2 separate regions of the Homo sapiens genome follow, and region 2 is linked to region 1. Evidence: chromatin contacts called from ENCODE Hi-C or POLR2A ChIA-PET data. All regions are on one chromosome and are shown on one strand. The core of a region is the stretch at or near the end of the contact, and the rest is flanking DNA. Distances in the headings are between cores, read along the strand shown.

Region 1 (5,235 bases), core at 1,101-3,600:
ATTCTATGCAGGTGATTTTCTATGATAGCGACTGGAACCCCACTGTGGACCAGCAGGCCATGGACAGGGCCCACCGCTTAGGGCAGACAAAGCAGGTTACTGTGTACCGGCTCATCTGTAAAGGCACCATTGAAGAACGCATTCTGCAAAGAGCCAAGGAGAAGAGTGAGGTAAGCACAAGAGAAAGAAATTCCTACACTGGTGGAGCAAACAGAAAGTCCAACCACATTGACTGCATTGAGACTATTTTAAAACTCTCTTGCCTTTCATTGGTCCTGACGAAACTACAATTTCTTCTGAATAGAAAATAAAATCAGGTCCCATGCAATAGCAATTTTGACTTCCCTGGCCATGCCTCATTCCCTTTCCCCTAGAATGGTTTCCATAGCCTGGATCCAGCTGTTGTTCATGTGGAGACTGACACCGGTAATGGCCTCTCGCATTCAGTGGAAGAAGGATGGACATTTTTTAGTTCCTATCCTAGTACTCTCAGCTTATCTGCCTCTGAATTGTATGCCAAATTTGTTATTTTTTGTTTTTTTCATCCTGATTCAGTAGCCTTAGATTTTCTAGTTAGCAGTTCCAAGCAAAGAAGTTATCATTTTCCTTCTGTCGGACAAATAATCTGGATGAGCCAATCAGATGAACTGAAATGAAAAGGGAGAAAAGAAGAAATAGGAAACCAGAGGCCTCCCCTGAGGAGTGGGTTGAGAACGATGTGTATCTTTTTCTGGATATTTGCCATAAGGGAATGGATGCCTGGAGGTGACATTTTGATCTGCTTTGGTGTAGATTCAGCGGATGGTGATTTCAGGTGGGAACTTCAAACCAGATACCTTGAAACCCAAAGAGGTGGTTAGTCTTCTTCTAGACGACGAAGAGTTGGAGAAGAAACGTATGTACTCTAAACCTCTATACACTCCCCTCACGTATCTGAGAATGGAAGAGGTACTTGGCTGTGTGCCAAGGGTAGGCAAAGCCAGAGGCTGTATTTAGGGAAAGTATTTTTGTGCTCATATTTTATATAAAAACCCAAACAAGAATGTGTTTGTAGGCCAGGCATGGTGGCTCACGCCTCTAATCTCAGCATTTCGGGAGGCCAAAGTGGGCAGATCACCTGAGGTCAGGAGTTTGAGTTTGAGACCAGCCTGGCCAACATTGTGAAACCCCACCTCTACTAAAAATACAAAAAATTAGTTGGGCATGGTAGCGGGCACCTGTAATTCCAGCACTTTGGGAAGCTAAAGCAGAAGAATTGCTTGAACCCAGGAGGTGGAGATTGCAGTGAGCCGAGATCATGCCATTGCACTCCAGCCCGGGCAATAAGAGTGAAACTCCATCTTTTAAAAACAAACAAAAACAAAAAACACAAGACGGCTCACACCTGTAATCCCAGCACTTTGGGAGGCCGAGGCAGGTGGATCACGAGGTCAGGAGTTCCAAGACTAGCCTGGCCAACCTGGTGAAGCCCCGTCTCTACTAAAAATACAAATATTAGTCGGGCGTGGTGGTGGGCACGTGTAATCCCAGCTACTCGGGAGGCTGAGGCAGGAGAATCCCTTGAAGCTAGGAGGCAGAGGTTGCAGTGAGCCAAGATCGTGCCATTGCACTCCAGCCTGGACAACAAGAGCAAGATTCCATCTCAAAAAAAAAAAAAAAAAAAAAAAAAGCATTGTGGAGTAGAAGGCAAAATTTGTGTGTATTTTAAAGGTAAATGTGGCTTCAAATAATGTAGCTTGCACAAGGAAGGCAGCTGACTCCTTAGCAGTAGTGAATTTGCTCTTCTGCCCAGAAAAATGTTTTTATGGAAAAGTTGGAGAAGCACGCAGCTGTAACCATACAAACCCTCCTCCCATGTGTTTTCTGGCTTTTGAGAGCATTGGGTTTCAGATTCATCCTGTGAGCCTCTGAAGCCTTCCACAGCATTAGAGCAGAAAGTAAGTTCACATTTGCCAGCACCTTCTAAAACCTTTCAGAACTCTACAGCCATGCTCAATGTGTGCAAAGCAGAGATTAAAAGGCTGAAATGAAAAAGGGAAAAAGAATAACATGAGGAAAGGCCTATAATAATTTTTTTTTAGACAGAGTTTTGCTGTGTTGCCCAGACTGGAGTACAGTGTCACAATCCTGGCTCACCACAACCTCCACTTCCTGGGCTCAGGCAGTCCTCCTGACTCAGCCTCTGGGGTAGCTGGGACCCAGGCGCGTACCACTGTGCCTGGCTAATTTTTGTATTTTTATAGAGATGGGGTTTCACTATGTTGGCCCGGCTGGTCTCAAGCTCCTGGGCTTGAGCCATCAGCCTGCCCCAGCCTCCCAAAGTGCTGGGATTACAGACGTGAGTCACCACACCGAGCCAGCCCATAATGCTTAAAATAAGAGTGTGATTTAAACCCAAAATTGAGAATCCAAGTTAGAAAACCACTGGTTATCTGCCTTAAACAGATAGAAGTGATACTTGGAAAATAAACATCAGGGGATATGGCCACCTTAATTAAGAGAGTGAGGATTATGATTACCACAGGTACTTCATCAGGTCTTAATTCATTTTCTTGATAGTGAGGCTGCGGCAGGAAGAGAAACGGCAACAGGAGGAAACCAACCGAGTGAAAGAGCGCAAGCGGAAGCGGGAAAAGTATGCAGAGAAGGTATTTCCAGCCTGGAATGGTGGATAGGGGCTAATGGGGCCTGGGGTACTTACCAAAAAGGCTTTGGGGTACATGGCTTCTCATCTTGGTTACTGGTTGCTATCAAGCTCCAGCTGTGTATGATCAGCTACATTTCTGGGCTGACTCACGCTTTGCTCAGGAGAAATGTGGCCTTGGTAGATCTGTACTCTCCACACAAACTCACCCTTACGGTGGTCACAGTTTAATTATGGAAACCATTTGTCAGGGCTGTTACAAAGCGTGGAAGGCTAAAATGTGACTAAGATGGGCATTACTTATAAGGCTCCATAGAATCTTAGAAGGGGCCTAAGAGGTCATGAGATCCACAAACCTACCATAATTCTGCTAGTGTACCACTCAGTGTCATCTGTCACTAGAAAAATAAACCCCCGGTTTATTTCTAAATGTCTGTTCATCTGTTTTTCTCTAGTTCACACCAAGGATTTGAACTGTCTTAAAAATTTGTCTTAAAAACAGATATGTAGAAAATATATTGAAAGCATTGGCCCTCTCTTTTGTGGGACTGCATTCAGTCAGCCTCAATAAGTGCTGGATGTGCCAGCGGCTGGTGAGGCTCTTCGGCCCATTAGGATCAGGGTTGGTGTGGCTCTGGTTCAGTGTGACTGCCCCAACTTTAAACTCTATTATTGTGGCAGATATTCATAAGCTCTTTTTTTTTTTTTTCTTTTGAGCTGGGGTCCAATTTCTGGGCTCAAGTAATCCTCCCACCTCAGCCTAAGTAGTTGGAATTACAGGCATGTGCCACAGTACTCGACTGAAATACACACAAACTCCTGTTAAGCTATCCCTTCTTCCTTATGCAGTTTTTCTTCCGTAAAAATATGCTAATTGAGAAGTTTATAAACTAAAGAATAAAAGTTCTGTTATCCTTTTCTTCCCAAATCCCGCTTTTCTTTTGGGGTGCATCCTCACACGTTTTCCATATTTATCCGTGTGTTCCCAGAAGAAAAAAGAAGATGAATTGGATGGGAAAAGGAGAAAAGAGGGTGTGAACCTGGTGATCCCATTTGTTCCCTCGGCTGATAACTCCAACCTCTCTGCTGACGGAGATGACTCCTTCATTAGCGTGGACTCAGCCATGCCAAGCCCTTTCAGTGAGGTGAGGCTCCTTTTAGATGCCTGCATCACAGCCGTAAGGAGTGTCCTGACCGTGTAGCAGGGACACACTGCTGGGCAGTCTTTGCTTCTCCTGGAGTTCTCCAGCCTTGTTGAAGTAGGTTGCACATGAGGTCTGTAAGGAGAAAAACAAATGAGGACAGGTTGGTTTCTCAGAAGCCAAAGCAGCCTCAACTGTGAAGCATGTTCCTAGCTGGGTGCAAGGCCATGGGCGGTGAGCACAGGGGGTCGTAATGATCTTAACCCTTCCTCTTCTAGATCTCCATCAGCAGTGAGCTGCACACTGGCTCCATTCCCCTGGACGAGAGCAGCAGTGACATGCTGGTCATTGTGGATGACCCAGCCTCCTCAGCCCCTCAGTCTCGAGCTACCAACTCTCCCGCATCCATAACAGGCTCCGTCTCAGATACCGTGAATGGTAATTGCTGCTGTCTTGTACAGCTTGGGCCTGGTCCACTGCCCAGCACTGGTTTGGTTGTGGGTAAGGTCCTGATTCCTTCTAGGATAATGGTATTTTTATTCTTTCAATAGCTTTGTCAAGTGAAATGAGAAAACGAGGTTTAGGGAAAGCAAAATAAGTAACTTTATAAAGATTTAAAACTTTTCTAGTCATCCCCGACTTTCAGATTCACCATTATTTTTGCTGATTTTTAATTAATGTTAGCTTTTCTGGGCCTTTCCTCACTTTGCTGTGTGGGGTCTAGTGTTGCTGCCATTTCTTGGGGAGCTCTGGGTTCAAAACTCGAGGGTAAAATTTGACTCTCCAAGGCAAGAGCACATTAGAGTGTGCAGATGAGTCCCAGGTAGCAAGTCGCTTCCCTTTGTAATGGACAAATTTAAAGAGGAAACTCAGGAGTAATGTAACTGCTCTTCAGAATGAAAAGCAGCTTGAGGAGTTAGGATGTTTTCATTGTTTAGAATTCTTAGTATTCTGTGTGACTCAGTGGTCTAGCCATCATTAAGTGGAGACATAGACCTCCTCATGGGTCCTAAAACAAATGCCCTAAGAGCTCGCTTTCCCTGTCAGGAGAAGGTGATGTTAACATCTTGGAGATTGACTTTTTTTTTTTTTCTTTCCCTTTTGGCCCATTTGTTCCCACAGGAATTTCCATTCAGGAAATGCCAGCTGCAGGACGTGGTCACTCAGCCCGAAGCCGAGGCCGCCCCAAAGGTTCAGGAAGCACAGCCAAAGGAGCAGGGAAGGGCCGGAGCCGAAAGTCCACGGCAGGCAGTGCTGCTGCAATGGCAGGAGCCAAAGCCGGGGCTGCAGCGGCCTCTGCAGCTGCCTATGCCGCATACGGGTACAACGTGTCTAAAGGTACAGAAGCCCAGGGTGGCTGCAGACTTTGTTCTGGTCAGAGACAGTCTAGAAATTCTGTCAGTCAGGTAGAACATGTAGGAAACCCTGAAGCCGGGAGCTTTCTTCCTA
Region 2 (5,235 bases), core at 1,734-4,233, 100 kb before region 1:
ATCTCATTATCTGGATATTCCACATTTTATTTATCCATTTATCAATAAATGGATATTTGGGATATTTCTCCTTTTGGGCCATTACAGCTTGCTTTCTATATTTTTTTATACCCTATAGGTAGTTGTTTTTTTTGCCTTCCTGTTTGGCATGTATGTATAGTTTGTATGTATATGATATTTATGTATTATTTATACTTTTGTAAGTATTCAGAGGAATTTTTAGCCTTGTTGCTGATAACATGTCCCATGTTTTATTGCATTTTAGTTTGTATTCCCTAAGTTTAATTAGTATTCTTAATGTTTTTCAGTTGAATTTATAAAGCATGTCATAAGGGGAACTGGAGTGACTATCTTTCTGCTGTTTTTGTCATTGTTTTGGATCTAGGAAAAAATGCTTGGATTATAAATGGGATTGCTTCACAGCAAAAGATACATTTCTATTTTCACCCTTTTCAGAGCATTCTGCTAAGTGATGAATCCAGCGAGGCTGATTCTCAGAGTGAAGACGATGATGAAGAAGAACTCAATCTCAGCAGAGAAGAACTTCACAACATGCTTCGACTACACAAATATAAGAAACTTCACCAAAATAAGTATAGTAAAGACAAGGAGGTAAGAGTTTCAGGAGAAACACTTCAAACTGAATATTCACCCTCTGCTTTATAGTCATTAAAGATACATCATTTTGGCTGGGCGTGGTGGCTCACACCTATAATCCCAGCACTTTGGGAGGACGAGGCGGGCGGATCATGAGGTCAAGAAATTGAAACCATCCCGGCCAACATGGTGAAACCCCCTGTCTACTAAAAATACAAAATTTAGCTGGGTGTGGTGGCGTGCGCCTGTAGTCCCAGCTACTCAGGAGGCTGAGGCAGGAGAATTGCTCGAACCCAGAGGCGGAGGTTGCAGTGAGCCGAGATCACAGCACTGCACTCCAGCCTGGCGACAGAGCGAGACTCTGTCTCAAAAAAAAAAAAAAAAAAAAAAAGAGATACATCATTTTATGGAGCTGGAAATCATTATCCTCAGTAGTGAGTGTAAGTGGGAGCTGAACAATGAGAACACATGGACACAGGAAGGGGAACAAGACACACTGGGCCTGGGCAGGTGGGTGCAGGAGGAGGGAGAGCATCAGGAAAAACAGCTAATGCTTGCTGGGCTTAATACTTAGGTGATGGGTTGATAGGTGCAGCAAACCACATGGCACATGTTTACCCGTGTAGCAAACCTGCACATCTTGCACATGTACCCTGGTACTTAAAAAAAAGAGAAAATTCCTGACTGGGTGCGGTGGCTCACGCCTGTAATCCCAGCACTTTGGGAGGCTGAAGTGGGCAGATCAGTTGAGGTCAGGAGTTCGAGCCCAGCCCAGCCAACTTGGTGAAACTCCATCTCTACTAAAAATACAAAAAGTTGGCTGGGCGCAGTGACTCACGCCTGTAATCCCAGCACTTTGGGAGGCCCAGGCGGGTGAATCACCTGAGGTCAGGAGTTCGAGACCAGCCTGACCAACATAAGGAAACTGTGTCTCTACTAAAAATACAAAATTAGCTGGGCGTGGTGGTGCATGCCTGTAATCCCAGGTACTCAGGAGGCTGAGGCAGGAGAATCGCTTGAACCCGGGAGGTGGAGGTTGCAGTGAGCCGAGATTGAGCCACTGCACTCTTGCCTGGGTGACAGAGCAAGACTTCATCTCAAAAAAAAAAAAAAAAAGAATTTCTAAAATTCTCTGGAATCAATGAAATTAAACTACTAATACTTCGGATGTACTAGACTAAAAGATATGTTCTTAAAAAAAAAAAGATACATCATTTTAACTTTAGGTAGCAGTGGAGCAGCTTTATTGAGATGTAATTCACATAACAAAACTTCAGCCTTATATAGTGTGCAATTCAGTGTTTTTTTAATATATTCATAGTTGTGTTACTATCATTACTGCCTAATTCCAGAACATTTGCATCACCTCATAAAGAAACCGCATGCCTCTTAGCTGTTGCCCCTCATTCTTTCTGTCCCTCAGTCCAGACAACCACCAATCCACTCTGTTCCTTTTTTCTTTTTTTTGGACAGAGTCTCGCTCTGTTGCCCAGGCTGGAGTGCAGTGGCGCGATCTTGGCTCACTGCAGCCTCTGCTTCCCAGGGTCAAGCGATTCTCCTGCTCAGCCTGCTGAGTAGCTGAGATTACAGGCGTGTGCCACCACGCCCGGCTTTTTTTTTGCGTTTTTAGTAAAGACGGGTTTTCACCATGTTGGCCAGGTTGGTCTCGAACTCCTGACCTCAGGTGATCCTCCCGCCTTAGCCTACCAAAGTGCTGGGATTACAGGCGTGAGCCACCATCCCCAGCCCAATCTGCTCTGTTTCTATAAATGTGCCCATTCTAGACATTTCATACAAATGCAATCATGCAACATGTGCCTGTGTCCAGCTTCTCTCACTTAATGTCATATTTTCAAGATTGATTAATGTTGTAGCATGTATCAGCATTTCATTTCTTCTTATTGCAAATATTCGTTGTATTTATACCTTATCTTATATATGCATTGTCCAGTTCATGAACTATGATTAGCATATTTCTACTTTTTGGCTATTTTGAATAATGATGGTATGAAGATTTGTGTACAGGTTTTGTGTTGATGTGTTTTCGTTTCTCTTCATTATATACTTAACAGTGAAATTGCTGGGTCATATGGAAACACCTTGCTTAGCCTTTTGAGGAATTGCCAGAATGCTTACATTCTAGTGTTGCTTATTCATGCAGTTGCTCTTTGGGTGTAGTGTTTCTCTCTTAGAAAGCTCTTCATACACTAACATTAAAATGATGATAGTTTTGAGTGACAACTATTTGAATGCCGTTACCAAAGCCTTCTGACTCTTTCTTTCTTTTTTTTTTTTTTTGAGATTGAGTTTCACTTTTGTTGCCCAGGCTCGAGTGCAATGGCGTGATCTCGGCTCACTGCCACCTCCGCCTTCTGAGTTCAAGCAGTACTCCTGCCTCAGTCTCCCGAGTAGCTGGGATTACAGGCATGCGCCACTGCGCCTGGCTATTTTTGTATTTTTAGTAGAGATACGGTTTTTCAATGTTCGTCAGGCTTGTCTCAGACTCAGGTGATCCACCCGCCTCGGCCTCCCAAAGTGCTGGGATTACAGGGGTGAGCCACCCCGCCCAGCCGCCTTCTGACTATTTCTACAAGTGTGGAACGTTGTACATAATGAGCAATAGTATATTTGAAGACCTAAGAATTTTCTAGCAATTAGTTAAGGTCCAAAGTTAGTTCAGAGAGATTGGAATAATATTCTGAACCTTATAAACCTGTAGAAGTGGTTAACAGAGTATCTGACCCTTTTGATGTAAAAAGTTCCTTCCTTCTTAAACTCCAGCAGTAAGGTACTTGGCGCTCCAAGTATTTGCTTGTTTTTTATGTTTATTTTTTATTTATTTTTGTTTTATTTTTTGAGATGGAGGCTCTGTTACCCAGACTGAAATGCAGTGGCATGATCTTGGCTCACTGCAACCTCTGCCTCCTGGGTTCAGGCAGTTCTCCTGTCTTAGTCTCCCAAGTAGCTGGGACTACAGAAGCCTGCCACCATGCCTGGCTAATTTTTTTTATTTTTAGTAGAGATGTGGTTTCATCATGTTGGCCAGGCTGGTCTCGACTTCCTGACCTCAAATAATTTGCCCACCTTGGCCTTCCAAAGTGCTGGTATTACAGGCATGAGCCATGGCGCCCAGCTGAGCCACCATGCCTGGCCTGCTTGTTTTTTAAATTCAGATAAAACATACATATAGGAAAGTTATCAGACTTTAAGTGTACAGCTCAGTGCATGCTAATTTAATTTTGATTTTTAACAGAGGACATTGTAATAGTTCCCCATGTTAATCTTTCAGTCTTATTTCAGTCCTCAGACAATTTATTTGGCTATAATCCAGGAAAGAGATTTAATAGTGGGCTACCTAATTTTAATTTATATTTATGCATTAGTAATATGTGAAACAAAATTAATATGAGATTTGGGGAGTAAGTGAAATATTTGGAAGCATTTACTTACCACTTCCTGGATGGAAAGAGTTACGTTATTCATATGTTAGAATTCTGGCAATGTAGGCACTATTTATAATAATAGCAGACTGTCTTAGTGGGAGATGAAGAGAGGAAAGACTTGAAAGATTCAAGAATTGGGATGACTGGTGACTATTTGAAGCAGACATATGACTAATAGAAAAGCAAGCATGAAGGGCCAGTTGAAGTGGCTCACACTTGTTAATCCCAGCACTTTGGGAGGCTGAGGTGGGCTGACACTGAGATGGGCTGACCACGAGGTCAGGAGATCAAGACCATCCTGGCCAACGTGGTGAAACCTCGTGTCTACTAAAAATACAAAAATCAGCTGGGTGTGGTGGCGTGTGCTTGTAATCCCAGCTACTTGGGAGGCTGAGACACGAGAATCGCTTGAACCAAGGGGCGGAGGTTGCAGTGAGCCCAGATCATGCCGCTGCACTCCAGCCTGGCGACAGAGCAAGACTCTGTCTCAAAAAAAAAAAAAAAAAAAAAAGAAAAGCAAGCATGAGGAACCTTAGTAAATCTGAGGAACTGTTGGTAATAGAAGTATGGCTTATTTCTTGGTGGTGAATTTCCAAGGGGAGACATTTCTGCAAGGAATTAATTTCATGTCTTAGTATATGTCAGGTTTAAGTAAGTATGTAGAAATTCAGAAGCATGAAGAGTTTTGCTTTCTTAAATTATTTTCAGTGACTTGTTACGTGTATAGGAGTTGAACTCATTTTGTTTGAAGTTAAGTAAGTGATTCCCTTAGATATACTAGATGTTACTGATCTCTTTGTGGGAAGAATACTGTATTTAGGAGCTATGATTTCCTCTGGCTTAGTTTTCTGTAGTAAAGGTAATTTGAAAGCTGTACTATAGAAAACAGGCCCATCATGGTCTTTGCCTGCTTCAGTTGCAGCAATATCAGTACTACAGTGCAGGCCTGCTCTCCACATATGACCCTTTCTATGAGCAACAACGGCACCTACTTGGACCCAAGAAAAAGAAATTTAAGGAGGAAAAGAAACTTAAAGGTGAGCATGTTGAACTGCCTTCCACGTATATTCATTCTTAGTTTCAGAATTGCATGTGGCCTACTGGTGCATTTGGACTTTATATATAAGTCCATATGGTAGAAATTTGCTTTATCTGAAAAACTCTCCTTTCTAATTAGTAGCAAGTACAGTTTTCC

The links. A loop is a pair of places that touch in the nucleus more often than their neighbours do. ChIA-PET counts read pairs that join two places held with the same protein, here RNA polymerase II (POLR2A).
Region 2: a map of PC-9 shows a loop between it and region 1 (2.4-fold over the local background). The contact joins two enhancer-like sites. A Hi-C loop is called at or near these places in 1 of 168 maps with a recorded cell type or tissue (PC-9). POLR2A ChIA-PET finds 5 or more read pairs at or near these places in 4 of 52 experiments (AG04450, CD4-positive, alpha-beta T cell, activated CD8-positive, alpha-beta memory T cell and 1 more).

The regions. Positions count from the first base shown.
Region 1 is chr15:40,982,751-40,987,985 of GRCh38, reverse strand. INO80 (INO80 complex ATPase subunit) reads left to right here. Exons shown (of 36, transcript NM_017553.3): 30 at 12-170; 31 at 793-895; 32 at 2,560-2,648; 33 at 3,634-3,789; 34 at 4,065-4,224; 35 at 4,909-5,124. It overlaps LOC124903476 (a long non-coding RNA gene), which reads right to left. Exons shown (of 3, transcript XR_007064602.1): 3 at 3,783-3,921. Among named protein-coding and RNA genes, the nearest start is that of INO80-AS1, 31 kb to the left of the region's middle. Within about 2 kb of position 2,350, at least 2 of the 41 ENCODE cell types and tissues checked have a DNase peak (open chromatin) inside an H3K27ac peak, as active enhancers do.
Region 2 is chr15:41,087,404-41,092,638 of GRCh38, reverse strand. INO80 (INO80 complex ATPase subunit) reads left to right here. Exons shown (of 36, transcript NM_017553.3): 5 at 457-612; 6 at 4,957-5,077. Among named protein-coding and RNA genes, the nearest start is that of INO80, 26 kb to the left of the region's middle. Within about 2 kb of position 2,983, at least 2 of the 41 ENCODE cell types and tissues checked have a DNase peak (open chromatin) inside an H3K27ac peak, as active enhancers do.